Regions from separate parts of the Mus musculus genome. Here region 1 is linked to region 2. Evidence: chromatin loops called from intact Hi-C (ENCODE). Cell type or tissue: heart. All regions are shown on one strand. Each heading gives the region's core, and the rest is flanking DNA. Links, peaks and the distances in the headings are about the cores only. Region 1 holds the start of Isca1 (iron-sulfur cluster assembly 1). Region 2 holds the start of Tut7 (terminal uridylyl transferase 7).

What was found. A loop is a pair of places that touch in the nucleus more often than their neighbours do. Peaks named below come from ENCODE experiments on the same cell type or tissue, not always from the same donor. Only the 100,000 strongest peaks of a DNase experiment are listed, where the experiment ranks them.
Region 1: a loop joins it to region 2, with 4 times the contacts of the local background. A loop is called at or near these places in 14 of 42 quality-filtered maps.

The regions. Positions count from the first base shown.
Region 1 is chr13:59,761,936-59,777,560 of GRCm38, reverse strand. Isca1 (iron-sulfur cluster assembly 1) reads left to right here and starts at 7,772. Exons shown (of 4, transcript NM_026921.4): 1 at 7,772-7,937; 2 at 14,766-14,819. The coding sequence starts at 7,857. Tut7 (terminal uridylyl transferase 7) reads left to right here. Exons shown (of 27, transcript NM_001373962.1): 27 at 4,702-5,685. The coding sequence ends at 4,769. Etohd2 (ethanol decreased 2) reads right to left here and starts at 7,595. Exons shown (of 2, transcript NR_015349.3): 1 at 7,215-7,595; 2 at 3,881-6,634. In heart, for the core only: CTCF peaks have their summits at 7,112 and 8,050 (motif pointing left); DNase peaks (open chromatin) are centred at 6,140, 7,220 and 7,700; H3K4me3 peaks cover 5,289 bases; H3K27ac peaks cover 5,977 bases.
Region 2 is chr13:59,814,270-59,829,894 of GRCm38, reverse strand. It overlaps Tut7 (terminal uridylyl transferase 7), which reads left to right and starts at 6,785. Exons shown (of 27, transcript NM_001373962.1): 1 at 6,785-7,262; 2 at 7,785-8,335; 3 at 13,056-13,237; 4 at 13,508-13,624; 5 at 14,172-14,349; 6 at 14,941-15,029. The coding sequence starts at 7,816. In heart, for the core only: CTCF peaks have their summits at 6,527 and 6,771; DNase peaks (open chromatin) are centred at 6,714, 7,124 and 9,574; H3K4me3 peaks cover 4,288 bases; H3K27ac peaks cover 1,707 bases.

The sequences.
Region 1 (15,625 bases), core at 3,571-11,570, 53 kb after region 2:
GTCCAACTACCCCAACAATGGTCAGCTGTGAGTGGGAAGTCCAAGGATCTAGTAGTTGCTCAGTCCCACGAGGCTAGTTGTTTCAGCTGCTCTTCTGTAGATGTAGGTTCCAACAGATGTGCTGGCAAGTAAGTGCAAGCAGGCAAAGAAGAGTGAATCTTCCTACTTCCAATGTCCTTATGTAGGTCTCCAGCAGAAGGTGTGGTACAGATTAAAGATGTGTGCCACCACACCTGGATCTGGGACCTGTTTTTTGTCCCATGCTAACCTTAAACTCAAAGATCTCCTTGCCTTAGACTCCTGGGATTAAAGGCATCTACTGCCTTTCCTGGGCCTAACCTTTTCATGGCCACTGTGCCTCAAGATCTCCATGCGGAGATCCAGGTCAGAAATTTGTGTCTTCCAGCCTCAAGATCTGGATCACAGGTGAGCCCTCCAATTCTGGATTGTAGTTCATTCCAGAGATAGTCAAGTTGACAACCAGGAATAGCCACTACAATGAGCCTGCTGGCATTTAACTGGTCCAGGCTGCAGAAGAGTGTAATATTGTTATTGTGGCCATTGCATTTCAACCCACTATACTCAGGAAGATCTTCTAGCAAGTAAAACCACATGGAAGAAAGGGATGCATGTGGACCATGGAAATCAAAAAAAACAAAGATGGTCAAAGGAGGAACAGAAAGCGCCAGAGTTGAGCTCAGAGTACAAGTGAAGGAAGTGCTTGGTTAGGTGCTGCTTGGAGCTCTGTGTGGAAACTGAGTTCAGCACCGGGCTTAGCATCTGAGCTCAGTGAAGCCTTTGCAGAGAACCTAGGCTTTGGGAGCTAGGTTCAGAATACCAAGAAAAGGAGCCTGCTTAGCCTGGGCTGTGGTGTGAAGGGCAGAGCCCCCTTCTGCCATATCTCAGGCCTATGGAGGGTTACTCAAGAGAACATGGTGTGATACCAGGGTAAGAAGGTCTTTTGCTAGTATTTCAAGTCGTCTTCTGACTCTCAAAAAAGAGGGAAAAAACTGAGGTAAAAGTGGCTTTTTCAGCAATATCATAGGAAAGAACAAAACTGTGAGAAAATGTAAACGGAGTCCTTCCTGGGACAGCTTTGCTTAATCAGCCAGCCCTGGTCTCTCTTTACCTCTTTTAAAGGAGGCTAACAATGGGCAGGTAAGCCCAGAGAGCATGAGCAATCGTCCCTTTTAAGTTCTTGTGTCATTTATTAAAAATTAACTCGGAGGTCTTTTTATGTACATGAATGTTTTGCCTGTGTGTGCCTATATGTACTTCATGTGTACATGGTGCCTGTGGAGGTCAGAAGAGGTTGTTGAATGCCCTAGAATTGGAGTTACACATGCTTGTAGGCCACTGTGTGGGTCCTAAGTACCAAACCCTGGTCTTAACTGCTGAGCCATCCCCAACACAGAAAAGTGAAATTTCTAATGACAGCGCTTATAGAACTTTTACTACAGCAGTGTCACAGAGTGGGTGTGTCATAACATGTAGAACACAGATTAGCTGCATTCAGACATCCATTGTGGATTTAGGGAATGCCATCCTAATATTAGGGAAAGTACTGACTTGTTAATGCTGACTTTGGTAGAGCAAGAAGTCTTCAGCTGCCCCTCAGGATAAGCTGTCTCTCCTGGCCTTTCTCCCTCTTCTGTGAAGCTAGGACACTGACCACTCTGGGAGAGTTGAGGAAGCTTTGGGCTATTATTTCTACTATGAATGCAGTTCATGGGGGGAAAAATAGTGGAATTGTTAATGTGTTTAACTCCTTAAGTTTTTTCAGCACCAAGAGGCATGATCTTAAGTATTTGCGATTGTTTTAGTTTTCTTTAGTGAGGAAAGGAAACACTGAAATAATGAGAACTTTTTTTTTTTTTAAGCTAGGGTGTCATGTGGCCCTGGAATCCCCATGTAATGCTTCATATATGGTGGGCAGACACTGCTGTCTACGTGACATTCCCAACCATGGTGTCGTATCTGTTTACATAAAATTTAAAGTACTTGGGATTTGTGCTGGTGTGCAGAATAAGAGCATGTGACTTGAAGGAAACAGAGCTCTCCAGGTCTTAACTGCACTTAGACCAGAAGGAGAGCATTGTACGTGACAAACAAGCAGGAAGAGGGACAAGGGACAGGAGCTCCAGTCCCGCTCAGGAAGAGTCATAGCTGTTCTCCATGGAGCACACCATTTCACAATCAGAGTGCTGTTGGATACCCTCCAAGCCCAGTAGACAGAGTGAAAGGGGAATGGTGCCCCACAGTTAAGCTGATCGAGGTTGGGGAAGAGAGGTGGGCTATATCACATAACCACACTGACTTTCAAATGACCCTAGCTTTCTGGAAGGGTGTGAGCCACAGACAGCACCAGTCAGTGGCTTCATTTTCCCTGTAGATCTGGGAGTTTGAAGATCTAAGATGTACATGTATAATCAGACTAAAAGAATGCTGTTTTAAGCAACTTTGACCTTAAGCAGATATTCCCAAAACATTTCACACAGGAAAAGTACTGATGTTCCTGATGTTAGGCACATGAAGGAACACAGAGTGTGAGCAGTTTATTGCATGTTTCTGGTTTCCACTCCATGTGTTGGGGGCGCCCCTTGCCCTGCACACACCTCCGCTCTCTCGGCTCTGAGCTGACTGCTGAGGAGCTGCGTGCAAACACTTGAGCAGCTGCGTGAGTGCAGAGAAGGTTCCTGGTCCCCACACTGTCCCCAAGTCCGCAGAGAGCAGCACTGCTGGGCTTAAGAGGTTACACATCTTTAAAGTTGAGTTTTACTATAATTTTTCAAGTTTTAAAAAAGTGGGGAAAAAAATGTAGATGTTATAGACCTAGAAATGCCATGGCCAACTAACATATACTTAGTTATAAAGAAGTTATTAGTTATTCATCTCAGTAAAAAAAAAAAAATCCTACAACTAAAAACTTACTAACTTAAATTTATTATGGGGAAATTTTATTACAAACTGTATTCTGCTTTCTACAAGAAAAAATTATAGATTGCTAAGATTTGTTCTTGCCAATAAAATAGCTCAGAAAGTAAGTTAGTGACAGCTGTCACATATTAACATGTGACCCATGTCTGTGTTGTAGGTAGAAATAGTTTCCCTTGAGCCCCTTTGTAGACTAAGTCTCTGACCCACTCTAGTTTCCTTAATGAGCACATGTTGATGGACAGCTGTGCTCTTACCTTTGATTTTGCCATCTCGGCTAACAGGTGCATTCCTCTGATGTCTCAGCAAGTAGTACTTGTTTAAATTATCATAAAGGCCATTGGTGGGGCTGGGGAGATGTTCAGTGGGTATAAAGAGGACCAGAGTTTGGATCGGAGCATCCATGTAAGTGTTAGGTAACATGGCAGCCTGCTAGGAATCCATCGCATAGGGGGTGGAGGGAGGGAGCTCCAGAGCAGACTTGCATAGTTACCTAACCCACCTCCATGTATAAGGAGGAGACTATGGGGGGACCATCCAGTACCAAGCCCTGACTCCATCATATGTGCATGCGTACACACACACACACACACACACACACACAGTGTCCAAACACATATTCGCATTCACAAACATGAAACTATTTCATACACACAGTCATATGGCGGGAAAATGGTTTGGTAGTGGTGTGATTTTTGTTGTTATTGTTGTTGTTTTAATAGGCCTTAAAGTTCTAGTCAGTGATAAAGTTATATAAATATACATAAATGGGGCAGATAGCTACCAATCTTTTAGACTGTCTCTAAATTTTAAAATGTCAGGCCATTTGGTTGAAAAGAAATAAAGGGAAAGCTTGTGTGGTGGGCATTGCTAAAGCTGCTGCTTTGGGAAAGTTGTGTCCATGCTTCTGAAAATGTGGACAACTGCTGCGCTTTGACTTCTTTTACTTACATTTAATTCTACACTTCATTTGGAAATGACAAGAGTGACAGTTTAAGAAGGGAGCTAGCTTCCTTCTCCCCCTCAGAAGTTATGGGTGCAAGCCAGGTGTGGTGGTCATGGTGTAGTATTTAATCCCCACACTCAGAAGCAGGCAAAAAGCAATTCTAGGCTAGCCTGGGCTACATAATGAATTTTAAGTCATCCAAGGCCTCACAATGAGATTCTGCTTTTAAAACCTGTAGCTGGCATGGTACCAGTTACTAAACCCTTTGCATTCCTTCCATTGGTTTGAGTAGAGCCTTCATTGTACAGTAGTAGCCACATGGGCTCTCATTCCCTCTTGTATGTGCTCAGACTCCAGAACACAGTACATGTTGTAAGCTGTGGATGGCTTCACTACTAATTAAGTACAGAGAATTTTATTTTCTCCTTGTACATCCATAAGGTATTACTAGACTTCTAAAGGGTAATGGTATGAGGTACTAATTTCTGGCCAGCGATCTCTTTGCAGTCTGTGAGCTACAAACAAAAAGAATATCCTATGTAAAGAACTTTCAAAATGTTTCTTCCAGCCTCAGTGCCTGCCTGTGGCTGCATTGAACAGCCTCGGGGCTGTACCTTACCAGCACTGAGGAAGCAGTGTCTAAGCACTGCCCAGTGCCTCTGATGGCTGTGCACTTGTTTATACCTAGCCTAACTGCTCGACTCAGGACGAGTGCCCTTTGTGGTGGGACACGTGTCTGTCAGTAACTGACAATAAGTATTGTGTGACTTTGCTCAAACACCATTCTTTTCGTTTATGTTGGATTTTGTTTTCCCTCCTAGGTAGCCTTTCCAGTAAATATATGACTCAGGGGAGAGCCTCAGTGAAGAGGACCCAGCAGGAATCATGAGGGAAGGAACTGCAGCACTGGAAATGCCACTCAGGTGTCCGTGGCCACTTGGGAAATTAGGTTCATGGCACAGGACACAGTGACACAGATCAGGCTTCAACGTAACAGTTGAGGGGCATCGTAATTTTTTAAATTTTAATGAAATTGTTAATAAGGAAAAGAAAAATTTTAATATAGTCTAACTATACCACCAATCTCCAGAGATTTGAAGATTTTAATAGAAAGTCAACTTAAAAGAAAAATATGAGGGCCAGAATTCAATGACTACAGCGTCATGGATTTTAGTTCTTTCAAAGCACTCTAAAAATAGTGTGCTGCTCACCAGAGGAGTTAGCCCTCTTTCCCTACACATCCCCTTTTTGATTTCCAAGAGGGGATTCTCTCTGTTGTTCCTGGATCGTGGTATGGACGCACATCAAGGACATGTGGACTATACTGCTGTACATAGGGTCTACAAGCATTCTTCATGGCTCATTGTAGAAATGATAGCATGGAATGCAAGCACCTGTCAGTGTGGGCCTCGGTGGACGACCACAGCACCACTGGCACATCTTTGAGGGCTTCCTTCTCTAAGTAATTGACAGAACTGTTGTGCTCATAAAAATGAAGTCATAAAAATAAGTAGTCCTTTTTTGCTGGTTTAAAAAAGAAAAATTAAAGGAGAAAAGGACAGAATAAAAGTGCTTTTTACTTTTTATGATACACAGAAATTAGGGTGGAGAGCTTTTACAAACCTCTGAAGATCAAAGAGGCTGCTGTCTCTGCCAATCACAAGTTTGATTGGCAACCTTCTGGTCTGACTGGAGCCCTCTCTAAACTGTTAATGAACTTCACAAGCCTTTCTGAAATAGTACAGAGTCAGAACTATGCCGGTTTATTTATCATTTTGAAATAAAATCGAACTTTGAACGTGTAATTTTATCCACATTATTTTCTTATGAGTCATTAGAAAAGTCAACCAAAGCGCTGACAGTACACATCTCCTTAATAGGGTGCCCATGCTGTTCCCCTTTGATAGCTGTGCACCGGGTCTGGGGTGTGCAAGCAGGAGACTGGGGGGCAGAGAGAGAGCTTGCTAAGGACACTGGCACAACGAGGGAGACTCACGAGAGGCATATATGTGTGAACTAGACTGGTCATAGTCTAGTTATGAAAGAGTCATGTCAAAATGGAAATCATTAAGAAATTGGAAATCATGGTAAAAAAATAAAAATGGTGACCATCAAACTCATGGGTTGTGCAACCGGGGCCTCCCTGCTACGTGACGGCTCAGCTGCTGGCCTGCTTCCTTTCCTCCTGCTCAGCTGCTGGCCTGCTTCCTTTCCTCCTGCCTCTGGCTGTGAAGTGACAGCGCTGCTTTCTGGCTGGAACAGTGCCACGCCTACTGAAAAAGCGCTTAGTGTTGTTTATCCCTCTGCCCCTAGAACGGAGAAGAAATACGCAGCCAGGCCAATCTTTATACCTGGTAGTTATTTTCTACTTGGATGTTTTGTCGGTTGTTGAGGGAGAGGAGTGTACTTACCCCTAAAATTAAACAGAATTGTCATGTTTTCTTCTAGCCTTAAAAAGGTTTCCTACATTTTGATTCTTAAAAAAAATTCTGCCCAGCAGCCTGGTGTTTTTGATGGCTTATACTGATACCATTAGACAAGTGAGGCACGCTTCTCAGCGGATAAGATAGCAGGCTCGCAGCCATGGCCAAGTCAAAGCTTCCTCTGCAAGCGATCGCAGGGCCAGGGCCGATGCCCTGTTCTGTTCTAAAACAGCGGAAACTCAGAATCCAGTTTTTACAGCAGGAGTTCTGAACACCCGATCTTCACCTTCTAACAGTCTCTTGCTCACTGTGAACTGCTTTGGCAAGCTTCCTGGTAAAAGATGTAAAAGATGTGTTTTCAGTGTACAGAGAAACCCTGTCTCGAAAAACCAAAAAAAAAAAAAAAAATCAGTCTGTTTTTCTTTTGCTTCAAAGGTGGCTTCTATCTTAAGGAGAGGATATCTTCCCAAGTGGAACAAAATCCTTGCAAGAGAGAGATCAATGACCGAGTGGGGTTCACAGTTTTCAGACACTAAAAATAGAGTTGAAAACATGGTGTGCCCACTCTTTGTAAAGCTATGAAGAAAGGGTCAGAACATTTTCTTAGCTCCTGGGCAGGTCTAGGCAGAATGTACAATGTCTGTCTTACTCTGTCAGTGTTCCAGCATGGCAAAGTCCCCATTTCGGACGGGGAAACTGCCCCTTCTAGTCAGACCAGTGAGATCGCACTGGAAAAGAAAACACTTGTTCTTTCCGTCTAGACCTGAGGCCGAATCCATTTCCCTCCCTCGGCCTTCCTGGAACCATAAGGGGGCGATCAGGGGTAGCAAACCCCTCAGTACTCCCCACGCCCACCCAGTTCCCGCACGGGGCCAGCTGCTGCTCCGAGATAAAGGAGCTCCCGTTCTTACGTCATCACGGGCCGCGAAGGAAGCCGAGGCGTGGTGACAGGCGCACAGCTAATCAAATGGGACCGGCTAGCAGGAAAGGCTAGCCAAATGTGCACGGGGCCCGGGATCGGGACTCAAGAACCGATGCTAACGTAGCGCCCAGGGCGCTCGCTCTCAGAGGCTCGGATAGAGCCACCATGCCCGTGCTTCCATGCGAGGCTGGTAGCTACGTACGTGCTCAGTTTTCTTGACACAAACTGCTACACAAGAGTGACATTTCAATAACTGGAAACCTGTCGTATGGTGTCTACCCGCTTGCTTTACTATCGAAGCAGCTCCAGAGTCACAGAGCCGTGTCCCCACTTCCGGGGGGTCTGTCGTTAGTGTACGCCATACGGAAGGAGCCATCCCACTTCCGCTAGCGCAGTGACCGCGAAGCCCGCAAGGTCACAGGTCACCTCCCTTGCCTCGTCAGTGATGACGGCCAATCGGCCCGGCCCGTCACTCACCCGGACTGTCCAATGGTGGAGCGGGACGGGCGACGGGAGGCGGGGCCTGTGGCGCCTGCGCAGGAGCTTGTGGCGTCAAAGTGCCCGCCGTGTCCATGGAGAGAAGTTGAGTCCCCACGCTCCAGCCGGAGGCTGCGGGTGCCGCGACGTGGACATGTCGGCGTCGTTGGTCCGCGCCACCGTGCGGGCTGTGAGCAAGAGAAAACTGCAGCCCACGCGGGCGGCCCTCACACTGGTGAGTCACCTCGGCGTCCGCAGGGAGGTGGTGGCGGCGGCGGCCCGGGGTGCAGAGCGAGCCTGGACGCGGACTAGGGTCTCCCGGCGGGCCGCGCGCGGAGCTCGATGGGGCGGACGGGCTGTGTGCGCTGCCACCGGGCGGCCGGGGCGGAGGACGGCAGTTTGCCGCCGAGGTCACGGCGTTCCCGGAGAAAGGTCACACAGGGAACGCCGCGGCTCCGCATAACCTCCCAGGAGGCGTCAGCCCCAGAGGATCGGGACAGCGTGAGACCGGGATTCATTCGGTCCAGACGCCACCGCGGAATCCGCTCCACCCAGAGTCCTAAGAGGGGCTCTTGCCAATAGTTAGTTGAAGCAAAATAGAAGGGAGTCGTGAACAAGTGAGATAATCTGTTTATAGGATAGGTCATTGTTTGGCCCTTCAGTTTGCCCCAGTAATCACACTGCATTCTGTGTTGCTTTTCCCTCCGGGACCAGCTAGTTTTCGTCACCGCAGGTATGTCATGGATTCTAGGATTGTGCAAACTATGCTCATCTTACTGAGAATAGAGTAGAATCCTCCTACAAGTAATAAATTCCAGAAAAGTCGAGCACAGGATAGGTGGTGGTTGTTATTGTCGTTGTTTGCTTGCTTAGTTTTGTTTTGTTTTTTTTTTTAATCACCATTTGGCCTATTGCATGTTACTTGGGAAATTTCGACCCGCCCCTTCTCACACCCCCCCTCTGCCCCCGTTTCTACCTCATAAGCATACATTATCATGATCCGCTGTTTTTCATGAGAAGAAATAATTGAGTTGCCTGGCTCGCACCCTCCGTAGGCCATTCCTTCCAGGAGTAACATCTCATTTGCACAGTCCTGGCCTGTGTCGTGCTTTGTAATCTTCTGTTTCGTTATGTATAGTAGATCTCAATTCACACCCTCTGCCGCGCTGCCTAGCTCAGCTGTAGAGTCTGTGGTGTTAGGCTTGGTCCTAGAATCACCTTTCCCTGATTTTCATAGGCACAGCTGTTGGCAGGCGTCGTGGTTCGTACTTGTTTTTCAAGTGTCTGGTAAACATTTTGAACCCCAGCACATAGCAAATGCAAAAGCAACGAGGTGACCAACGGCCTAAAGTGTGAGAGAGAGATAACTAGCAAACAAGAGTAATATGAGTTAGGTATTGCTTGGCCGGTACATCAGCCTGACAGCAGGGAGTCTGACATTCTGCAACATCTACTAGAAGTCAGCCATGGCCAGGAAAGGTGTGACATAAAACATAAACACTAGCTATCTGTTAGCTGATGCCAGTCGTGGACAGAATGGATGGGCTGGCACATTGGGCTGTGTGTATTTTTAGTCAGGGTTTCTAGAACTTATGGATAGTCTATATAGTAAAGGGATTTGTTACAATGACTTAAACAGTCTGTAGTCCAACTCCTCAACAATGGTCAGCTGTGAGTGGGAAGTCCAAGGATCTAGTAGTTGCTCAGTCCCATGAGGCTAGTTGTTTCAGCTGCTCTTCTGTAGATGTAGGTTCCAACAGATGTGCTGGCAAGTAAGTGCAAGCAGGCAAAAAGCAAATCTTCCTCCTCCCAGTGTCCTCCTGTAGGTCTCTAACAGAAGGTGTGGCCCAGGTTAAAAGTGTGTACCACCTTGAACTCAGAGATGATCTTGCCTTAGTCTCCTGGGATTGAAGGTATGTACTGCCTTGCCTGGGCCTAAGCTTTTCATGGCCACTGTGCCTCAAGATCTCCATGCCAAGATCCAGGTCAGAAACTTTTATCTAACAACCTCAAGCTCTGGATTGCAGGTGAGGCCTCCAGCTTTGGATTGTGGTTCATTCCAGATAGAGTCATGTTGGCAACCAGGAATAGCCATTACACTGTGGTGTAGACTGGTAAGATCTGCAAACCCAGAATGGCTCCAGCTCACCACATCCAAAAACAACGTGCTCCTTCCCACCCCCATATATCTAGGAGTTAATAGAGTTGAATTTGCAGGGACCAGAGTCAGATGTGACTGGAGAATGTGAAAGCTGCTACCTAGTTGATGGGCAGCTTTATTTCCATCATTGTACAAGACAGAGGTGGTCAGCTTTCATGACGAGAGGCTCATCCTCACCAAGCTCCACTTGGGAGCGAGCGGTGGGGCCTAGCTAGCATGCATGTTGGTACGCGCTGAGAACCTAGTTCACTCTGTATGCACTGTAGTGTGTACACTGTACTGTAGAAGACTCTGGACGCTTAGCTTCCCAGCGCAGCCTGGTAGAGAGGGGCCCAGGGTGTGTATAAGGACATGTTACTTCACTGGAGTAGGGCCAGAAGATCTTTGGAACAGCAACTAGCACGTGCCTTTGGTTTAGAAACATAACCAGGAAAACCTGCAGGTTACAACCAGGTTTCTAGTCCAGTGGTAGAACAGCCGCTTTAGGGCCTGGCGTGAGAACAGAGTGGGGTGTTGTGTGTTCATTGTAAAGAGAGATTTGTTTTGTGTCACAGTTGTTAACTCTTTGGTCATTAATTTAGGAGCCCTTGCAAATATTTAATTGTGCCTTAACCACAGAGTTGTAAGATTAATAGCCATAACAAACACGGGCCAGGGGGAGGAGCCTGTGTGGGGGCAGGGGCTAAACTGGCAGAGAATGAGCTGTGAAGCTCAGGGCCTGAGTTTCCTCTCCAGTTCCCAGATAACAACAACAAAAAAGCTAAAGTTGGGGGGTGGGGTGGGGGTGGTGCATACTTGTGATCCCAGTGCTGGAGTGGGAGCAGGCAGGGCTGGGGCTCCAGTGGCCATCAGCCACCCTACGGGCCCAGCCCCAGGCCATGTGAGCAGTTCTGAAACATTCCTGAAGTGCATTTCCCAGCATTCTGACCAAAAAAAAAAAAGCAGCTTTGGAATAATTGTTTGGTTTGCATGTTTAATATTTAAAATTTATTTATTTTTGTATGTGTGGTCATGCGTGCCTTAGTGATTGTGTGATCAGAGGACAACTCTGGGTGTCACTTCCCTCCTTCCATCATGTGGGTCCCAAGTTCCTTTACCTGACAAAGTACCTCACCAGCCCTTTGAAAAATGTTTTTAAAACCTCTTCAATATGTTCTCACTTTAAGCAGCTGTGTTCCTATGGTAGTTTACACAGGAGCAGATTAAAAGGCATTATTAGATTTTACAGGATTTCAGTAATCTGAATTCTGAGCCCTTATTTGTTGGTAGATTTCTTGGGAAGGTTCAGGTTGAGCTGGTCTGGGAATGCAGACATAGTAGAAAGCTGCCAGACTTGCAGTGGTGTTCAGGGAAGACCTCCCCACTGCCAGGGTCTGAAGCAAGCGGGTGCTTACCGTCTTTCTAGTACCAAGTTCAGCTTGGTACTAGAAACAGATTGGTACCGTGAACAGAAAGGGCAGTCCCATCAGGAGCCCTGTCCGACCCATGCAGTTCTTTTGACTAATCGGAGCAGTCCCTTAGCTGAACAATGGCAGCTCCCAGAAGCTGAAGGGTCAAGTACTAGGACCAGCTTGGGATGCACAGTCTGTCTCCAAAACAAGGCAGGAATACAGCAGTCCCTTGGCCACTTTAGGCTGTCTGTCCGTCCCTCCGCCCCTCCCCCTCTCCCCCTTTTTAGTTGAGAGCTCCTTAGTAACAGCTCCTCAGGGAGGAACGCAAAGGGAAGACGGTTTTGGTCACTTGACAGCAGCTTGCAGACATTCAGGTCCTTTTAATGATACTTTTCCTTGTGTGCCTTTTCCTGTGTACACGATGTGAATGTTAGTGTTCATGTCAGTGGAGATGGCCTGCATAGCTTACTTTTGTGCCCTGTGTTGAAATTGTTTTGAGACAAACTAGCTGTGTATATCAATCAGGCTGACCTCAAATTCATGATCCTCCTGCCTCAGCTTCCCAATAGCCAGAATTACAGGCAGACACTGTCTAAATGTTTTCTGAGACTTGAGAAAAGAAAAAAAACACCAAAGTAGGTGTCTTAGTTAGGGAAGTCATTTAAGCCCCAGCCCTTGTTGGAAGTCCTATTCCAACAAGGCCACACCTTCAGATGGTGCCATCCCTGGTCCAAGGATATACAAACCATCACATTCCACTCCCTGGCCCCCATAGACTTGTTCAAAAACATGAGTCTATGGGGGCCATACTTAAACATAGCATAATGCAAAATGCATTTAGTCCAACTTTCAAAGTCCTCATAGTCTATAGCAGTCACAACAATGTTAAAAGTCCAAAGTTCAAGGTCTCTTCTGAGATTCATTCAACTTAATTAACTGTAATCCCCAAAGCAAGGCAGGAAACCAGCTGTGCAAACTCCAAACTCTGCATCTCCATGGCTGATGTCAAAGTGGTCTTCAGATCTCCACTCCCTTTTCATCTTTGTTGCCTGCAACAAACTGCTTTCTCCTGGGCTGGTTCCACTCCCTGTTAGCAGCTTTCCTCAGCATGTATCCCATGGCTCTGGCATCTTTAACATCCTTGAGTCTCCAAGGCAATTTCAATGTTACAGCTTCTTGTTTCAGTGTCTGGGATTCCACTTCATCTTTTGGACCCTCCTAAGGGCTGGCATCACTTCTCCATCTCTGTCCTCGGTAGCACTCTATGTTCAGGTTGATTCACTCCACTACGGCTGCTGTTCTTGGTGATCATCCCAGGGTACTGACATCTCCAATACACTGGGGTGTTCCACTCCAACTAGGCTTCACCAATAACCTCTCATAGGCTCTCTTCAGGGTGCCAAGCCTCAAATCCTTTGCATGACCCCTTCAGTCCTGGGCCATCAACTACAGCTGAGGCTTCACCTTCTCCAATGGGCTTCCCTGGCCTCTCACAGTGCTAAGCCTCAGCTTCTCTCCATGATCCCTTCATTCCTTCACAAGCAGTACCACCTGAGTGACTCTTACACATTACCACGTCCAGCCGCAGCACGAGGTACAACCTTGGGTATCTCTGGAACACAGCTTCTTTGTGCTCCCAGAAAACAATTTCTAGAAGATTTCACCTCAGTGATGCTGGTCTCTTCTTAATCACTGCTAATTCCTTAGCTCCAACTAACCAGCATCAACTGTCCCAGTAGTTCCTTCCATTCTTAACTCTAGAGCCAGAGCCACATGGCTGAAGCTGCCGAGTTCTGCTGCTTACAAGAACTAGAACATGATCCCCTTGTACTATTACATAAAGGTTAGGCCCAGGCAAGGAGATCTCTGAGTTCAAGGTCAGTCTGGGACAAATCAAGTCCCAGATCCAGGCTTGGTGGTACACATCTTTAATCTGGGCCACACTTTCTATAGTGCCATTCCCTGGGCCTGTCACCGGGTGGGGGTGGGGAATGGGATGGTGAGACAGGGTTTCTCTGTGTAGCACTAGAGGTTACCCTTCCTTTCTTCTGCCCTTCATGCAGTGCCTAGCTGCCTCTCTGGTCAGCTGCACTGTACTCCGCCTTGACAGACCAGCCGGCATTGACTTTTATTTTATTTTATTTTATTTATTTTTTTGCAGTGCTACACGAAACAAAATACACACGTATCATACGTAATAGCTTAAAATAGTGCACTAAACAGCAGCCACTTACTTTACACGTATGGCATTGCTTTCTCTTTGTGTGGGGGGTGTATGTGTAAAGGGGTTGCTGTACAAGTGCTCATGGATGCATACGTGTGGAGGCTGGAGGACATCTCCAGTGTCAGTCATTCTTCAGGCGCTCCCGCCTTTCCTTTTGAGGGCTGGACTTCTTGTCGGCATGGAACTTCCCAAGTAGGCCAGATTATTGGTTTGTTTTATGGAGCTTGAACCCAGGTCCTCAGGACTACAAAGCCACACACACACACACACACACACACACACACACACACACCTTACCGCCTGAGCTGCCTTCCCAGCCTGTGGCACACACGACGTCATGCTTCATGGTTTCAGTGTTGACTCCCTGACTCTTGATTTGGTTCTGGCATTGTATTTGTACACCATCATCTGTCCAAGCTTCAGCTGAGAGAGAGAAGCTGAGCTAGGGCTGTGCCAGTGATCTGTCCCCTCAGCACTGGCCTGATGCTCATTAAGCTTGAGCACAGAAATCCCGCCAGCTGGAGTAGCTAATGGACACAAAGGTGCAAGGACACCATTTCCTCCTCGCCATTCCTCTCACCTTCCCTATAGTCGCTGCCAGGCTGTACTGTGCCTGCTTCTCTCCTGGATTCCAGAATGTTTCCCTGTCTGGCCTATCTTGACAAGAGTCCTAGGGAAAGGATTACCCATTATCCCAGTAGGAAGCTAGACATTAGAAAACATGCTCATGAGAGTGGTTCAGGAATGTTTCAGATCAGACTAGGTCCCAGCATCCTCTACAAGAAAATGAGACTGATGGTACTAATCTGTACATCCAGACTTTTTTCTCATGCTAAACACTACTAGGCTAGGGTGAACTGCATTCTAAGAAACACAGCCAGATGTAGGCCTGTCACCGAGTACAGTGGCCATCCACCCGGATACCCAGGTATGTGTTGACCCACACTGGAAGTCTGAGCCCAGAAGCAACCCTCTAGCCACGCATTCAGATGAACTGAAGGGGACTGCGCCAATGGAAAAGGTTGGCTTTTCCATTGGTTGGCTGTTGATGGGCATCTTTATCTGGTGGTGTACTTGTTACAGACGGTGCAGTAAATGCACAAAATATAACCTCAGGGGCGTGGGGTTCTGTCTGGGTAGATAGCACAGGAGGAGTGTGCTTTTGCTGTGGCTTCCTTTGCTGGACTAAATCCACAGGTCCTCTGGAAAGACATGGCTTATTACCGACTGCTGTAGTGGAAGGCTTTTCCAGAAGATGAGTTTGATAAATTGTTTCTTTTTTTTCAGACCCCCTCTGCTGTAAACAAGATAAAACAACTTCTTAAAGACAAACCTGAGCATGTAAGTAACTGTTGAAAGTTAGCAAAGCTAAACTTCTGTTCTGGGGACAAATGTATTTATTTTGTTGCAAGTATATATGCTTTCATTGATTGAGGTGTTTGGTTTTGTTAGTTTTTACCTTGGCAAGGAAGGAATCAGCCCCGGCCTCACTAGTGAGGTGCTCTACAGGGAACTGCACCCAGACTCTTGAATCTTACACAGGCTGCTCATGATCCTAGACAGCCAGACTCTACAGATCAGCCTGAGCTTGTCTACGTGCTCACTGTGGCTGGGCACTCCCGGCCACCTGTGTGCTTTGGGCTGGCTAAGGATGTTCTGGAGTGACCCTGGCCTCTGCCTGCTGCATAGTAGTATCACCCTCTCAATTCCTAAGTTGTAAGGACCAAAATCCTCCCCAGGGGACGACTGGCCTGCACAGCACTTGTCCTTGTGTGGGTTTCTCCTGCTTCCATAGACAGTGTCAGTACGTGCTGTGGGTACACTTTGGTTTTACCCTGATAATTCAGCCTGAAGATCTTCCAGGTCATTATCTAAAGGTCTCACTCTGTCTTAGTTAGGGTTTTACTGCTGTGAACAGACACCATGACCAAGGCAAGTCTTATAAGGACAACATTTAATTGGGGCTGGCTTACAGGTTCAGAGGTTCAGTCCATTATCACCAAGGCAGGAGCATGGCAGCATCCAGGCATAGTGCAGGAGGAGTTGAGAGTTTTACATCTTCATCTGAAGACTGCTACTTGAAGACTGACTTCCAGGCAGCTAGATGAGGGTCTTAAAGCCCATGCCCACAGTGATACTTCAACAAG
Region 2 (15,625 bases), core at 2,777-10,776:
ATAATACCCAGAATCTGGAAACAATCTAGATGTCCCTCAACTGAAGAATATATAAAGAAATTGTGGTACATTTACACAGTGGAGAATTACTTTATGGATTAAAAAAAATGACTGTTTCGGGAAATATTAAAAAAAAAAAAAAGCGGCACGTTCCTGCTCTTGTGCCAGCAACTCTCTGCCCTGTGGGGCTGGCTGACCATGCACTGGCGGGCAATGGCCAACCTGTCGTTATCTCGTGAAGACTCTCTGGCCTGGAGCTCCTGAAATGTCCCCACCCAGCTCTCTAGGTTCCCACTGGTGGGTCAATACCACACCAGCCCCATGCTCCAAAACGCCCATGACCTTTGTGGTGCACCTCAGGCAAACCCATGCTTTGCCACCACACCTTTCTCTCTTGAACCCGGACGAGCCACCAGGTAAAGGGAAATGCAACCCAAACTTAGTTCAGAAATAATGGTAACTCAATTGCTGGGCACAACAACTAAAATCCTACCTTGAAGCCTTATTAAATCTAAACTCTCCAGTGAGGAAGCCTGACGGATCCACCATTGAAGCCAGGTGACACTCGTTGCTACATCTGGTCTTCACGCTATCCCCATCTCAAAGGACCCCACTCTCTCCTGCTTCCTCTCTTCCTCCATCCAACCTGGAAGTCCCACCTACTCACCCAGTGATTGGCTCCTTTATTCATTAGGGAATTGGTTCACAAGAAGTCACCTGAGTATGACTCACTCCTTGTCCACAACCCCTCCCAGGAGAGTGGAGTTAGCATTGACCTACAAACAGCACCAGGCCTATTCATAACAAATGACATCATGAAATTTGCAGGCAAATGGATGCAACTAGGAAAAAAAATCATCCTGAGTGAGGAAAACCAGACCCAGAAAGACAAATATGGTATATGTTCACTTATATGTGAATATTAGCTGTTAAGTAAATGATAATCATGGAACAATCCACAGACTCTGAGAGATTAGGTAAGGAATGGGTTTGGGAGGAAGCATGGATATACCTAGGAGAGGGAAATAGAATAGAATCTAAGGGTGGCCTGTGCGGGAAGGTGGGAATAGGATTGGAAGGATCAGGTGGGCAGGAGTGATGGGGGTAGGGGGTGTAGGGAGAAATAGCTGGAATGGGGTGGCATTTGGAAAGTGGAGTGGAGACCTCCTGGAATCTATAAAGATGGCCCTAGTGAAGACTCCTCGTAAGGGAGGATATGGACTCTGAACATCTTTAGCAGCCAGGCAAGGCCTTCCATTGATGGTTCTAGGCTACATTTGGTTGAGTTGTTGGCTGAAGAGGTCCTGTGAAGACCCAAAACAACCGAGACTGATTCTAGGACAGATAGCCATCCTCTAAAACTGACAGTGAGTCCCCACTGCTGAGGACAACATCCACACAGCTCACTGAACATAGAAAGGTCCAGTTGGGGAGGACTTGGAGTCTTCTGTCACTATGTTCTAGTCTCTGAGAGCTCCGGAAAGAGAAACCTGGACACCAACCCAGCCGCAAAACCCTCCACCTTCAATCTGTTCTAACTGTATGATGTCACAGAAATTATGGAAGTGGCCAACCAATGTTTGGTTTAATTTGAGGCCCAGTCCCTGAGAGGGAACCCATGTCCTATACTGCCTGGATGGCAGGAGGAAGAGACTGGATAGCTCAGAGACTTAAGGTAGAAGAACCAATCACAACTGGAAAGAGTCAATGAAATGATTCCTAATGATATTCTGCTATACTCATAGGTCGGTGCTCTGTCCAGTTGTCAAGAGGCCTCCACTGGCAGCAGATGGGAGTGGGTAAAGAGACTCACAGCCCCACATTATACAAAGAAAGTGTGTAGATTGGAGGTCTCCATTGGGTCTCTCCCCTCAGAGATCGGGGAACCATGTGGAAGCAGGGGAAAAGATGGTAGGAGTCAAAGGGGATGCAGGACACCAGGAGAACATGACCCACTGAGTCAACCAAGCAGGGCTCACACAGGCTCACAGAGGATGAATCAGCAAGCACGGGGTATACATGGGTATACACCAGGTCTTCTACATGAATATATGCTATGGCTGTTAGCTTGGTGTTCTTGTGAGTCTCCTCACAGTGGGAGTGAGTGTGTCTTTGACTCTTTTGCCAGCTCTTGGGACTTTTCCTTCTATTTGGTTGTTTATCTAGCCTTGATATGATGGCTTATGTCTTGTATTATTGTATCTTGTTTTGTCCTGTCTGGCTGTCATCTCTTGGAGACCTGCTTCTCTTTTCTGAAGAGGGAACAGGGGAAATGGATCTGGGTTAGAGGGGAGGTGGCAAGGAGCTAGGAGGACTGGAAGCAGGGGGTGGAGGTGGGGTGGGCTGTTACTGAGGTTGGATAAGCGAAGCATGTATTTTCAATTTTTAAAAGTTCAAAAATAAACTTGTATTGGAGGACTGTGACAGCAAGTAATTGTGATGAGTAACTGAAGAATCTGGTACACTTCCGGAGTGCTACAAGAGAGAAACACGGTAAGGATGGAGAGAGACAAGGGAAGAAGCAGCTGCTGGGTCAGACCTTGCTCTCTCACAGATAGCTCACTTCTGGCTTGATCCCAAGCCCCAGCCTCAGTACTCAGGAGGCTGGAGGCAGGAAAACTGCTGGGAGTTTGAGGCCCTCCTGGGCTACCACAGTGAGTCCCAGGCCAGCCTGAGCTAGAGTGTGACCCTGTCTCAAGACAAACAAACAATAAATGGGCTTAGAGTGTAGCTAGGTGATAAGAATGCTGGCCTGCCTGACTTCTGCACCTCCCAGCACAACAAAGGAGAGGAGAGGATGGGGAAGAAAGAGTAAATGGGGTTCAGAGGGGGCTGCGATGGAACATGACCTTTGAGCAGAAATAAAAAAGACAAAGAGGATATGACATACATATCCAAAGGAAGATTGAAACAGCAGAGAAAGATGGGAAATTGTAGAACATGAGAAAGAAACATCTTACTTGTCAGCTGAAAGTCAGTAACTGTAATGCAACTCACAACAACAACAACAACAACAACAAAATAGTTCTGAACACCAGAGAGCCACTTAAGGTCAAAATCCATAAGACTTTTGAGTTTAGCTGTTTCCTTTCTTCTATAAGCCTGCACTCTTCTTTGAACCTCTCAAGCAAGATTATAATCCACATTAACAGTCAAATCCCTTTTTAAAACTTTCTTTTCTTTTGAGATAGGATCTTGATATAAAGTCCTGCATATCCTGATACTTGCTATATAGACCAAACAGTCCTGAACTTGTGGTAATCCTCCTGCCTCAAGCACTGGAATTACACTTCTCTCCCCCTCCCCCTTCCTCCTCCCCCCCCCCCCCCGTGTGTATGTGTGTGAGTGTGTGTGTGTACCCAGGATGTCCTCAAGCTCACAGAATTCTCCTGCCTCAGCTTTCTGACTATATAGGAATGCACCATGAAACCTGGCTTAACACATCTTAATCTCTCTGTGACCAACTTGGAATAAAACTCTTTTGACCTTTTTACCTGCTTTCATCTTATCAGCTTGTAAAGAAAAGCAAAAGAAGGCAGGAACCAAAGATCCAATACATGTCAAGTTTTACCTTCAGGAAAAATAGTAAATGTGTGTCTGAAGGTAAACAAAGTTGTGTGCACACTTTAAGAACCTGTGTTCACCCTTAGAAGCAACAAGAACTTAAGACAAGCTTAACTCTCTGGAAGCTACTGACTGTGGCAAGCCAGCCAAGCCAGGCTGATTGGCAGCTGGCACCAAGTTGCAGCCTAGAGAAGTGGTAAGAAGTCACTGGACTTTGGACATGTTTATCTTTCTTTCTTTTCTCAGGAGTATTTAAAGAAAGAGTCAAAATAACTTACTAACAAAGTGGACAAAGAAAAGCATTGAGAGAAAGAGAAAAACACTTAGCTGATAAAACTATGAGGACAATTTTACTTTACAGACTTCTGATTTCTCCGACCTACAGAACAAAGGATAGAGTTTGTTACAAATGTAACCTGGTAACAACTTCTATCCCCTACAGAAGATACATTGTAACATGAAGAGCAGTGTCTCGAGTCTGCAACATCTATTGCCTCCTGTCCCCATGTTTGTGCTCCAGGTTACTGAAGCAATGCCACAGACATTTTAAGAAGCTGTCTTCCTCTTAAGGACTTCCAAGCAAATCCAAAGCAAACGTTTCAACTGCAATAGAATTTTCATGACCAATATAAATCTCCAATATATTCTGACAGGTTTATTTTGCAGTCAGTAGTTTTTTTATTAGTACTAGGTCCTCAGTATGATTTTTTTTCAGTCCTGGAGAGGGAATCCAAAGCATTCTTCCAAATGAGCTGCATCCTCAAATGAATAATATTTCAAACATTTCTTATTTTTATTATGTGTGTGCATGTGTGTGTGTGAGTACAGTTGCCCTAAGTAGCCAGAAGCATTTGTATCCTCCTGGAGCTGGAGTGACAGGTGGTTCTAAGCAACCTAAAATGGATGACTAGAACTGAACTTGAGTCTTCTGCAAGAGCAGCCACTGCTCTTAACCACTGAGTCACTTCTACAGCCCCTGAAGATGCATATCTCTCTCTATTTGGGATTTATTTTTAATGTGTATGAGTGTTTTGCTAACATATTGTCTATACACATGTGTATCTGTTGCCCCATAGAGGTCAGAAGAGGGCCATGGAACCCCTGGAACTGAAATTATGATCAGTAGTGAACTAGTATGTTGGGGCAAGAGTAATAAATTCTCAAAAACAACTGAGCCATATCTCCAGCACTCAACATGAACCTTAAGAGCAACTATTTAAAATAGGAAAAGACTACGGATATATATTGAAGAGAATGCATATAAAATATTCTAAATCCTTAGAACAGTGTGTGCTGTGTACTTCCTCTAGGGTTCTAGGAACCAAGGACTTACCTAAGCCAGGACTTCAGAGATTACTCACCTGGGTGTGGTGACGCGGCTTTGGCCCATCATAAATATAATGATGCATCGTCAGCTCCCTTTGGACTCGATGAAATGCCACTGTCTGCCTGGCAAACAGATTATTAGTTTGGCTCCGATGAATTTTCAGAACAAAAGACATCTACATAAGAGGCTATCACAAATGTTTTAAGAGTATGTTTCAAGTCACACAGAGCTGCTAAGAACACATGCTTCCCGCTGGTGAAGGTTTGGATTTCAATCAGGTCTCCTTAAGGGCCAAGCTTTGCCATTGGTTTTTCCCCTAGAGTACTTTCTAATGTACCTTCGTCCTTTCTGAAGGGTGTGTGTGTGTCCTTGTGTGTGTGTGTGTCTGTGTGTGGGCATGCAGGTGCTGGTGGAGTCCACTCGTGTCAGATCCCCTAGGAGACCAGTTATAGACAGCTGTGAGCAACCACCTTGGGTGATGGGAAGTGAAATTTGCTCCTCTGTAAAAGTAGCAAATCTTCTCACCCATTCCCTCAGCCCCCTCATTCTCTTAATACGTCTACATTGCTTGGTGGTCAGAGTCTGATACATGGAACTTTTACTGTCAGTGACAGGAACTCTCAAGTTATATTCAGAACAGCTACTAGCTGTGGGACCCTAGAGAAAGATGGCTTTCTGGGAAGGCTTGTCTGGCCTCAGTGGGAGAGGATGTGCCTTATGATACCAGGGTTGGGCAATGAAGTGGGGGGGGGACACCCTCTCAGAGGTGAAAGGAGGGGTCCTGGGGAAAGGAAGGGGGAGGGGGGAACCAGGATGCAGCATTTGGAATGTAAATACTTTTTTTTTTTTCCGAGACAGGGTTTCTCTGTGTAGCCCTGGCTGTCTTGGAACTCACTCTGTAGACCAGGCTAGCCTTGAACTCAGAAATCCCCAAACCCACACAGCAAGAGGAAACTGACAAAACAAGTTGGTTGTAGAATATCAACCATTTAGCTATGTCTCTTTTGCTTTTTAAATTTCAATTGTATTCCTTTCTTCCTGAACTAGTAGGATTGAGTTAGTATTTATTTACAGTTTTAAAGACAGTTTCTTGGAATAGCAAAGGCTGTATGCATTCTTCACTTTAAGACTGTTGGCTAAAGAACCCAATGGATTTAAATTTATACTTTGTAGAGGTAGAAATGAAAACTGCCTTATTTTTTCCAGCACTTCTATTCATTAGTTGCTTGAGGCTTTCAAGGCATGTAGGACACTTTAGATAACAATGAATGTTCAATTAGAAAAAAAAAAAGCAACTCTGTGTTGTTTGCTAAGTTTTTGTTTTTTGTTTTTTTGAGACAGGGTTTCTCTGTGTAGACGTAGCTGTCCTGGAACTCACTCTGTAGACCAGGCTGGCCTCGAACTCAGAAATCTGCCTCCCTCCAAGTGGGATTAAAGGCATGTGCCACCACTCTCCGGCTGTTTGCTAGTTCTTAAAGAAAAAAAAAAGTTGAATCTCTTTCTACCCCCAGGTCGAGCTTAATCCAGAGGTTTAGGCCGCTGAACTTCCTTCAAGGTCGTTCACAAGGCCCTCACTGAAACTTGGAGCCACTCGGAATTATAAAAAGACCCAGCTTCCCGAGCAGCCACAGAGGGGCGTCGGGGGAACCCGAAAGCACTGGGCGACGGATCTCGCAGGTAGCTAGGGAGCAACCCCGGACCTCTGCGCCCGCACCCGCGGCGCGCCCCCGGCGCTGGGAGGAACCTGGGCGGCGCGCGCTTCCGGTGCGCGCTTCCGGCCAGCCGCGGAGCGCGGGGCGGGGACACCGCAGTCTTCCAATCGCGCACAATGAGACGGCGCTGAGCGCCGGAAGTGGGGCTGAAGGAAAACACGGTGAGGAGCCGGGCCCGGACAGGAAGCGGCGGGGGACCGCAGCGGCGCTGGTGAGTGCTCCGGGGCGCCGTCTCGTCGCGTCCCTCCGGGACTCGCCTCCGGGCTGGGCCCGTGGGTTCCCCCCGCCCCCAGAAGCGTATCTGCCCGGCCCCGAGGTACGTTGGCGCCGTCCTTCTCCGGCCGCCTCGGCCCGGCTGTGCGCCCGGAGCCCTCGGGTTCGAGTCCGCGTCTTCACTTTGTGTCGGGGCTCCGGCCCTGGTCCGGGGAACCCCGGAACCCTGTCAATGGCCGGGCGCTTCCTGCTTCCTATTCCCCACGGCGGCTTCGTGGCCAGTAGCGCGGAACCGCCTCCTCCTTCGCCTGGGGACTCCGCTGGTGGAAACTGAGGCACACAGGGGTGGGGCAGCCGAATGGGGAAGGAAAAGGAGTGTCATCCTGCGGAGGATTGTGGTTGGTGACGAAACTGGACTTGTCTGGGGCTGGGGACTGAGAAGTCGGGTAAGTCAGCTGGCGTTGTCCCTTGGTCGGAAGCCTGGACCCTTAGAGCGGTACCTTAGTGGGAAGTGCTGTCCCTTCGCCCAGCGGTCGCGCCGGGTTGAAAAGCGAAGCTTAGAGTGGGGGCTGATCGAAACTGAAATCTGCTCACATAGTTTCGGCTACTTTGATACCTAAAAGTAATTGCCAACTTTAAAAAAAAGAAATAGATTTGGGAGTTTTGTAACAGTGTTGACTTAGGATGTTTACTTTGAAGAGAGGTGCTTTCGTTACATAGAAGTTACTTCTTTAGTTTCTGAGACTATAGAAGTGTCTTCAGATTTAGTCTTTGTATTAAATAAGGACCAGTTTTTATGAACACTGTAACTTCTGGAATGCATTAATTATTAGGAATGTGGTAACAATTTAATTTTTAAATGGGGGAAGATAAAGGCTTCAGGGCACCCGTGTGTTACTTTGAGTATTTGGTATGATATTATTTTACAATTTTGTTTTGTTCCCCCCTCCCCCAATGCCTTCTTTCAGGTACAAAGTAAGAAAGTTGAAGTCAAAGACCATGGGAGATACAGCAAAACCTTACTTTGTGAAGCGCACTAAAGACCGTGGAATTATTGATGATGATGATTTCAGAAGGGGCCATCCCCAACAAGATTATTTAATAATGGATGATTATGCTAAAGGCCATAGCAGTAAAATGGAAAAGGGCCTTCCAAAAAAGAAGATATCACCCGGGAACTATGGGAACACCCCCAGGAAAGGACTGTATGGGGTTTCCAGCAATCCATATGCATTTAAAAACCCAATTTACAGTCAGCCTGCTTGGATGAATGATAACCACAAAGATCAAAATAAAAAATGGCTATCTGATGAACTCGCTGGTAATGCAGACAGCTGGAGAGAGTTCAAGCCCGGACCTAGGATTCCTGTCATAAGCCGCTCAAGGAAGGAATCCTTTCAGGAAAGTGACGATGCCTACAGGTGGCAGGAGGGGAGAGGCTGCAGAGCTGTGAGAAGGCTGTTTCAGAAAGACCTCAGCAGCCTAGAAGCCATGTCAGAAATGGAAGCAGGAAGTCCTGGTATGCCTCAAGTCTCTAGACTGTGTGTCTGTGCTATTTTCTTCATCCAAATAAGTGTTGTTCTTTTCAGTCATGAGCCCTTTAATGTGAGTGTGTTAGTGTTTGCAGTATAATTGCGCAGCCTCAACATATTTCATGCATTGGACCATCACAAGCTCCAAGGCAGGTGCAGTACTGTCCCCTAAAAACTAAGCAGAAAAGCCAGGCTCATTTTACTTTAGTAAACACCTTATGGGAGAGGAGGAGGGTGGCCACTTAACCTCAGAGATCATACTCTAATTTCCATAGTCGGCATTATTTTTGTGTACATGATTTTAATTTTAAAATAGGTTCAACATGCACATGACAGTATAAAACTGAAAATATTTACTGTTAAGACAGAGTATAGGCTGTGTATATTACAAAGAGGGAGGGAGGCAGGAGGGATGGAGAGAAGTAGTGACAGGGAAAGAGGAAGTTGTGGGGGAAAAAAGAAACCAAGTTTCCGTTTAACCAAACTAACTGGCACAGGACCCCGAGTAGTTGGAATACAAGCTTGACAACAAAATTTGGGAAATAGAAATTTAGAGAATCGTAATGCAGAGAAAAGCAGTGCTGTTCCCTTTCAGAAGAATCAAAATCTGCTGCTGCTTCATGTAGTCAGGGCTAGCCTTAACTAGATTCACTTGCTTGGACCTCCCAGTGCTAAAACTTCATTTCTAATACATTTTTTAATATTGATACAAAGTGATTGTATTTTTCCAAAATGTGCACATAGATGTTGTAATAACAATTATTTGAAAAAAACAGGAAAAAGTTATTTCTATCTAGTCAGTATATTTGCTGAAGTGAAATAAAGTCGTGAGTTGGATGGAAAGCATGAAAACTGTTTATAGTATGAAATTAGACTTGGAAAAATTGCCCCCTTTTGGAGACAGTGTCTCACTGTGTGGTGCCCTGGTGTGGAATTTGCTCTGTAGACCAGACTGGCTTCACAGTGATCCTTAATGCTTTTTCTTCTGAATTAAGGTTTAAAAGGACCCTGTCTCAAAAGAAAATAAATAAAATAAAATGAACCGTAGCTTTACAAATCTTTGAGCTCGGCAGACTAGAAAGGCTGTTGTGTGGGATTCTGGGGTGATGTGGAGCCACATTTTTGTGAGTTGGGCAGCTGCAGTTTGGAGAGGATGCAATTGTCCAGACTTATTTATGCAGTGCTGGATGGGAGAGTGGGACAGAAATCGAAACTGAAATTGGGGATGCATCCTGTCACCCTGGCCATTACCTCAGTCTGCAGGACCTGGCATCCTGACAAGGGAACAGTGTTCATTGGTGGTTTCTGGGCTTTGGATTTCTCTATTACTTCTTAACGTTTTATGCAGACCTTAAGTGTTTCTATTATGGCATTCATGTAGGTGTGGACATTGTTACCTATATTTGTCTTATGGAAATAAAAAATTAAGATATGTGTGTGTTACATGCCTGCAACCCAGAAAGAACTAGGGAGGTTAAGGCGGGAGGGTGGAAGGTTTGAGGGCAGCCTAGACTACCTAGCAAGTCATTCAGGAGGTGGAGCAGGAGGGTCAGGAGAGCTCCCTAGTGAGCTCTCAGCCAGTCTGGATTTTGTGAATAAAACAAAACAAAAATTAAAAAAAAGAAAGGGGGAAGGGGGGTACTGACCTAACTAAGTGGCTGGGGTACTTTAAATGGTACTTTTAAGATAAGGTGTAAGCCAGGCTGAGAGGTACACCGTTAGTCCCAGAGTGCAAGAGGCAGAGACCGACAGACAGACTTGTGGATTTGAGGCCAACCTGGTCTACTTAGAGATTTCCAGGCTAACCAGGGCTACTTAATGAGACCTTGTCTAAAATCACCACTACTAGTATAATAATGAATTATAGATCAATGTTTTACAGCTAGAAGTATTAAAGGAACCAGTTGTAGAGCAAAAACCTCTTCTACATGTTCTTCCTCAGTTTTAGGAATGACTGGAAAGGTGTCTCAGCAGGAAGTACATTGGCTCTGTGTTTACACTTAATATTTCTGTATAGAGCAGAGTTTCAGGTTGCCAAATGAAGAAATTGATAGTATCCCTTGAAAATCATTATAAAGGAAACCTTAAGATTTTGTATAAGATTGCATACAATAGAGAGGAGTTTAATTTGATGTGTAAATTTGCAGTGCGTGGAAATGGCTCTAAGAAAAATCATTAAAGGGAATAAAATATCTTAATTTTTTCCCCTTGGGACAGGGTCTCATTGTGTAGCTCTGGTGGGCCTCAAATTCTGCATGTCGATGAGGTCACCTCACACCCTGAGTTTCCTCTGCTTCTGCCTCTCTTGTTCTGGGAGTAAAGGGTGCATTACCCTGGCCTGCGATAATAAGTATCACTCAAACTGAGAAGATGTGATAAAATTATATTAAAGTTGATTTTTAAAGCTTTTAAAAGACGGTTTTGTTTTTCTTTTTTTCATTTTGGCATTATTGTCCCTCCCTCAACCCTCAAATGTCCAAGGTTGTAGGTGTAAAGTCTTGGGGGCAATGTCATTAATAGGCTGGCAGGAAATGTCCATTCAAATGTCCTCTGTGACTGGAGTGATGTTCTATTTGCAAATAAGATGTGAGGACTTGGAACACTCACAGCTGAGGGCATGATAGCCCATGTCAGTAGTTAGGGGACCTTCTTGGGCTGTTTTGCTGTCCAAGAGCTGCTCCAGTGAGCTTTTTTCCCAACTTGTCCCTGCAGGCCTTGACAGCCCTGCCTTTCCTTAAGTGTGCCACAGGGGGCTGTTCAGGGATTTCTCCTCACTTTGCATCCTGGACAGAACAAGGCTGTGGTACCTGCCATATCTTAAACTGCATTTTACATCTTTATTTTGCCTTGGCCTTGTACCCTTAGACAAGTTACTTTGTTCTCCGAGAGTGGGGTCAACCTCAGCATTGATGTGGGAAGTGCTACAGGGATCGGAGGAGGTGGGGCACATAAAAGCATTGCCTTTCTTCTGCTATGGAATCGGGTGGCAGTGCTTCCTGTCACTTCCTGTCACTCAGCACTTTGTCCAGCACTCCCTCCCCAAAAGTCACAGTGCTCTCCATCCTCTTACCTCATTGCCCCAGTGCTGTGGCAATAGTGCTGTACTAGTCACAGCAGTTGATTGCTAGTGTTTGAAGGGGGTTTCAACAAGCTGAGGATCGGTCTTAGTGCCAGTGTGCATGATGGGAACAGTCTGCCATTTAGCTAAGTTCTCCGTCTGGCAATGCAGTCTTTATTTTTGTAAGAATTTATTTACTTATTACCTATCTGTTTATTGTTTTTACGTGTACGTACATATGTACCTGCATGGATGCGTCTGTGCACCATCTGTGTGTAGAAGCCTATGGTGGCCAGAAGAGAACATCAAATCTCCTGGAACTCAAGTTTACAGATGGTTGTGAGCCTTCTTACCTGCTGAGCCATCTCTCTAGCCCCCACAGTAGCACTCTGTAGAACTTGGAGTCCTGTACTTCCTTTTCTACCCAGAATTCTTTCCTGCAATTAGCCAATACATTGCAGTTGCTAAGTCACGAGTCCCTCCGAAAGCTGGAGAGAGATTGCCTTATGCAAGACTTCTTCAAATCCTTAATTTATGGAAAGCCAATGAAGACAGTCCCATTTGTGTTTAATAAGAATTGTTAAAATGTTTTACTGCTTTGATTTTTGTGGGCATGTGCATGTGTGGGTGCCTGCATAACAGAACTCAGGTCCTCTGCAGGAGCTCCTTCCACTGAGCCATCTCTTCATCTCCTTCATCAGAATTTTAGCTTGGAAATAAATATCATTTAAGCCCAGCATTACAATTAGCTTCCAGTGTCTTTAGAACCCAACTGGAGTGTCAAGGCTGCTCACCACGGTTTTTAAAGTTTAGTCTCAAAATTGTTATATGCTTCATCGTTTGAAACGTTGTTAGCTTGAGTTTATTCAGTCGTTCTGCAGATTGTAGAACTAATGGGGTTCATGATACATTTATTTAGGGTAGACTCTGGCTTTAACTGCCAGTTGTGTTTCCTGTGCTCAGCCTGTCACTGATATGAGGCAAAAGCTAAAGTGGGGAGCTGTGTGTGCTCAGTAAGTAAACTTTAGCTTGAAGATTTTCCTCTTACTGAAGGAACCTGAATTTGTAGCTGAATGATTTTTTTGAACCATATAAGAAAATGATCACAGTTTCCAAGTTCTCTGGGTACATACAATATTGTCCATTTTTCCTGACTCGGGTTCTTTAAAAGAAAATAAAAAATTAGATATGAATATTTTCTATTAAAACACAGGTGTGTTTACAGTTTGGTTGGCAGTATCATGTATGCCCCATATACATCAAGTGGCTTAGAAGTACAGTTACAAGTACAGCCTTTAGTGAGAGCTTTCTGCTGTTGCATGAATGCTCAGCAGTATAGTATGGGAGGAGATAAAAATCAAATCCTGTGGAAAATAGGATCCTTTTTAATTGCAGTGGTTTCTGTGGATTGGTGAATGGAGAGCTGTCTCCCTCTTTGTTCAGTGTTCAGGTATCACTTACTATCATTGAAATAAGTTCACATGGGCTTGGGGTAGAGCTCAGGGCCTAGCACTCGCCAGCATGGATGAGGACCTGGGTTCAATACCTAGTACTATGCCTAAGTAAATGGATGTATAGGAAGAAAGTTATAATACTTCTTACTGAGAGCAATAGTTTTCAACATCACCCGTATTGTCCCCTAACTTAAGAAAACAAGAAACAGCGGTCCAGACCTCGTAAGCCACGGAGGACTAGAACGGAGGACAGTGAGCAGGATGGAGATCTGGACGGTCCTGTCATCGACGAGTCTGTCCTTTCAACCAAGGAGCTGTTGGGCCTCCAGCAGGCTGAGGAACGGCTCAAGAGAGACTGCATCGACAGGCTGAAAAGGGTAACGTCTTTATGGATATACTTACTACACCATCTCTAAACATTACTCTACACCAAGTTAGTAACTGCAGTATGTGCCTCAGGGTTAGGCTTTACCATGTGTAAATCCATATGCCAAGGGATAATTAGCATGACTTAAACTCAAGAGTTACTGCCATTGTATTTAAATAAAAATGACTGTCAAGCTTGGAAGTAACAGAGAAACTGATTCTGGCTGATTTTCTCTGAATGTTTAGAGATCTATCTTTCTGTCAATCTTTTCAAACTGTAGCGACCACGAAACTGCCCGACAGCAAAGTATACCTGCAAACTGTGCGATGCTTTGATTGACTCCATTCCGTTTGCTCATAAGCACATCAAGGAGAAGAGGCACAAGAAGAACCTTAAGGTGAGTGGGTCTCTGGTGATTGAAACAAGTGAATGCTTTCCGTTAAAACACAGGCATATTTATGGTTTGGTTGAAAATGTTATATATGTACCTTATACCTCAAGTGTGTTAGGACTGCAGTTGTGTCTGCCTTCACTGGGAGATTTCTGCTGTTTGCATGAGTGCTTAGCGGTGTAGGTTTTTGTGGTTTTCCTTAAATCCATTGTAGAATGCTTGTACACTAGTCAGATGTGTTTGTACACTTGTGAATTTCCCCAAGTCCAGAGTTAGGATGTAAGAAGCCATTGGTGGGACCTTGGTGTTCTTCTGCAGATAAGAAGGCACCTAATATCTGTGGTTGCTGTCCATGTTTTCTCTGTATTCCTGCCTGCTCCTTAGTATCCATATTAAGTACATAGAGTGTGTGTGTGTATGTTTGATAGAATGAAGACCACAATGTCTAAGATAAAGAAGGCTACAAAGATTCCTGAAAATTCTGTAGGGTCCTGTCTCAGTGAGAAGAACAGCTACACCTGAGTGACTTTAATCTTACCATTGATCTTACAAGGAAAAGCAGGAGGAAGAATTGCTCACCACACTGCCCCCGCCAGCGCCCTCCCAGATACATGCAGTTGGCAGCGCCATTGACAGAGTGGTGCAGGAGTTTGGTTTACACAGTGAAAACTTGGATCAGAGACTAGAAATTAAGCGTGTCATGGAAAGTGTGTTCCGGCACAAGCTACCAGGTATGTTCTAGATTCCTTTATCTATTTAGCATCTAAAGAGCCTCATAGTTCAGATTGCTTTTACCTAATAAGCATTAACTTATGGCCTGGCCACAGGGTGCTGCCTGTAAGGCTTATGGAGACTGAGGGAGAGGCATCCCCGACTGGGATTCCTATTGGGAACCCCAACAGCAAGAACCGTTTTTAGTGGAACTTACTGCTTATAATAAGTTAGAGCTATGTGTGCATTCTGACATCAGAAAGAAATGCTTGTATTAGCTTATGGCTATACTGTAGGTTTTAAACACTCTGTCCTTTTCAGGATACATTATCTGAATTTTAAAAATTATGACAGTTTTCTACACAAAATATGAGCTTGATCACATAGGAGTACTTAGTATGCTCCACAGCTCATGGCAGGAGTGGCTGGAGGCCAGAGAAAAGCTTAGGAAATGGCTGTGCAGTCCTTGTCTGAGTGCCTGCTCTCAGTGTGTCCTGCTTCTGGGTGGGCACGCCTTTGACTTTTGAGTATGCCTTCAGTAGCAGTGTTTACTTCTTATAGCTTTGGAGAGATTTCACTCCTGTGACTCCCACCTGCTTACTTCTCTCCAGACTGTTCTCTTAGGCTTTATGGATCCTCCTGTAGCCGACTGGGCTTCAGAGACTCTGACGTGAACATTGATGTTCAGTTTCCAGCTGTCGTAAGTACAAAATGATCTGCTGGACTTCACACTCACGAAGAATTCTCTCATTGTTTAGCATTCAGACATTTTATATTTATGTGCTTGTGTGAGCTCATATGCCCTTGCCCCCTGCCCCCGTGTGTATGTGTGTGTGCACGGGCGTGCCAGATGTGTTTAGGTGCCCGTAAAGGCCAGCGAGGGTATCAGATCTCCTGGAGCTTGTGAGCCACCTATGTGGGTGCTGAGATCTGAACTCTGGGAGAGCAAGTGCTCTTGACTTTTTAGCCCATCTTTACTTAAGCTGTTTTTATTGAGTTCATGGGCACATGTGTACAGTTTCAGTCACCTGGCAGACTGCCTGATCATAGGCTATCCAAGCAGTTGGTGATCTGGCTCCTTATCAGAAACACACAGCTCTTAGTGTCCTTATCTATTCCGTCCCTCTGAAAACGGACCTGATAGCCACCTTCTTAGCAGAGTGGCAGAGGCCCTCAGGGAGGTCAGGGCAAGGCTTCTAGATTGGAGAATGCTCAGAATTTAATGGCTGGTCAGCAAACACACTTTACCATGTTAGCCCCTCAGGATCACATGGACTGTGAGGAAGCCAAGCCCTT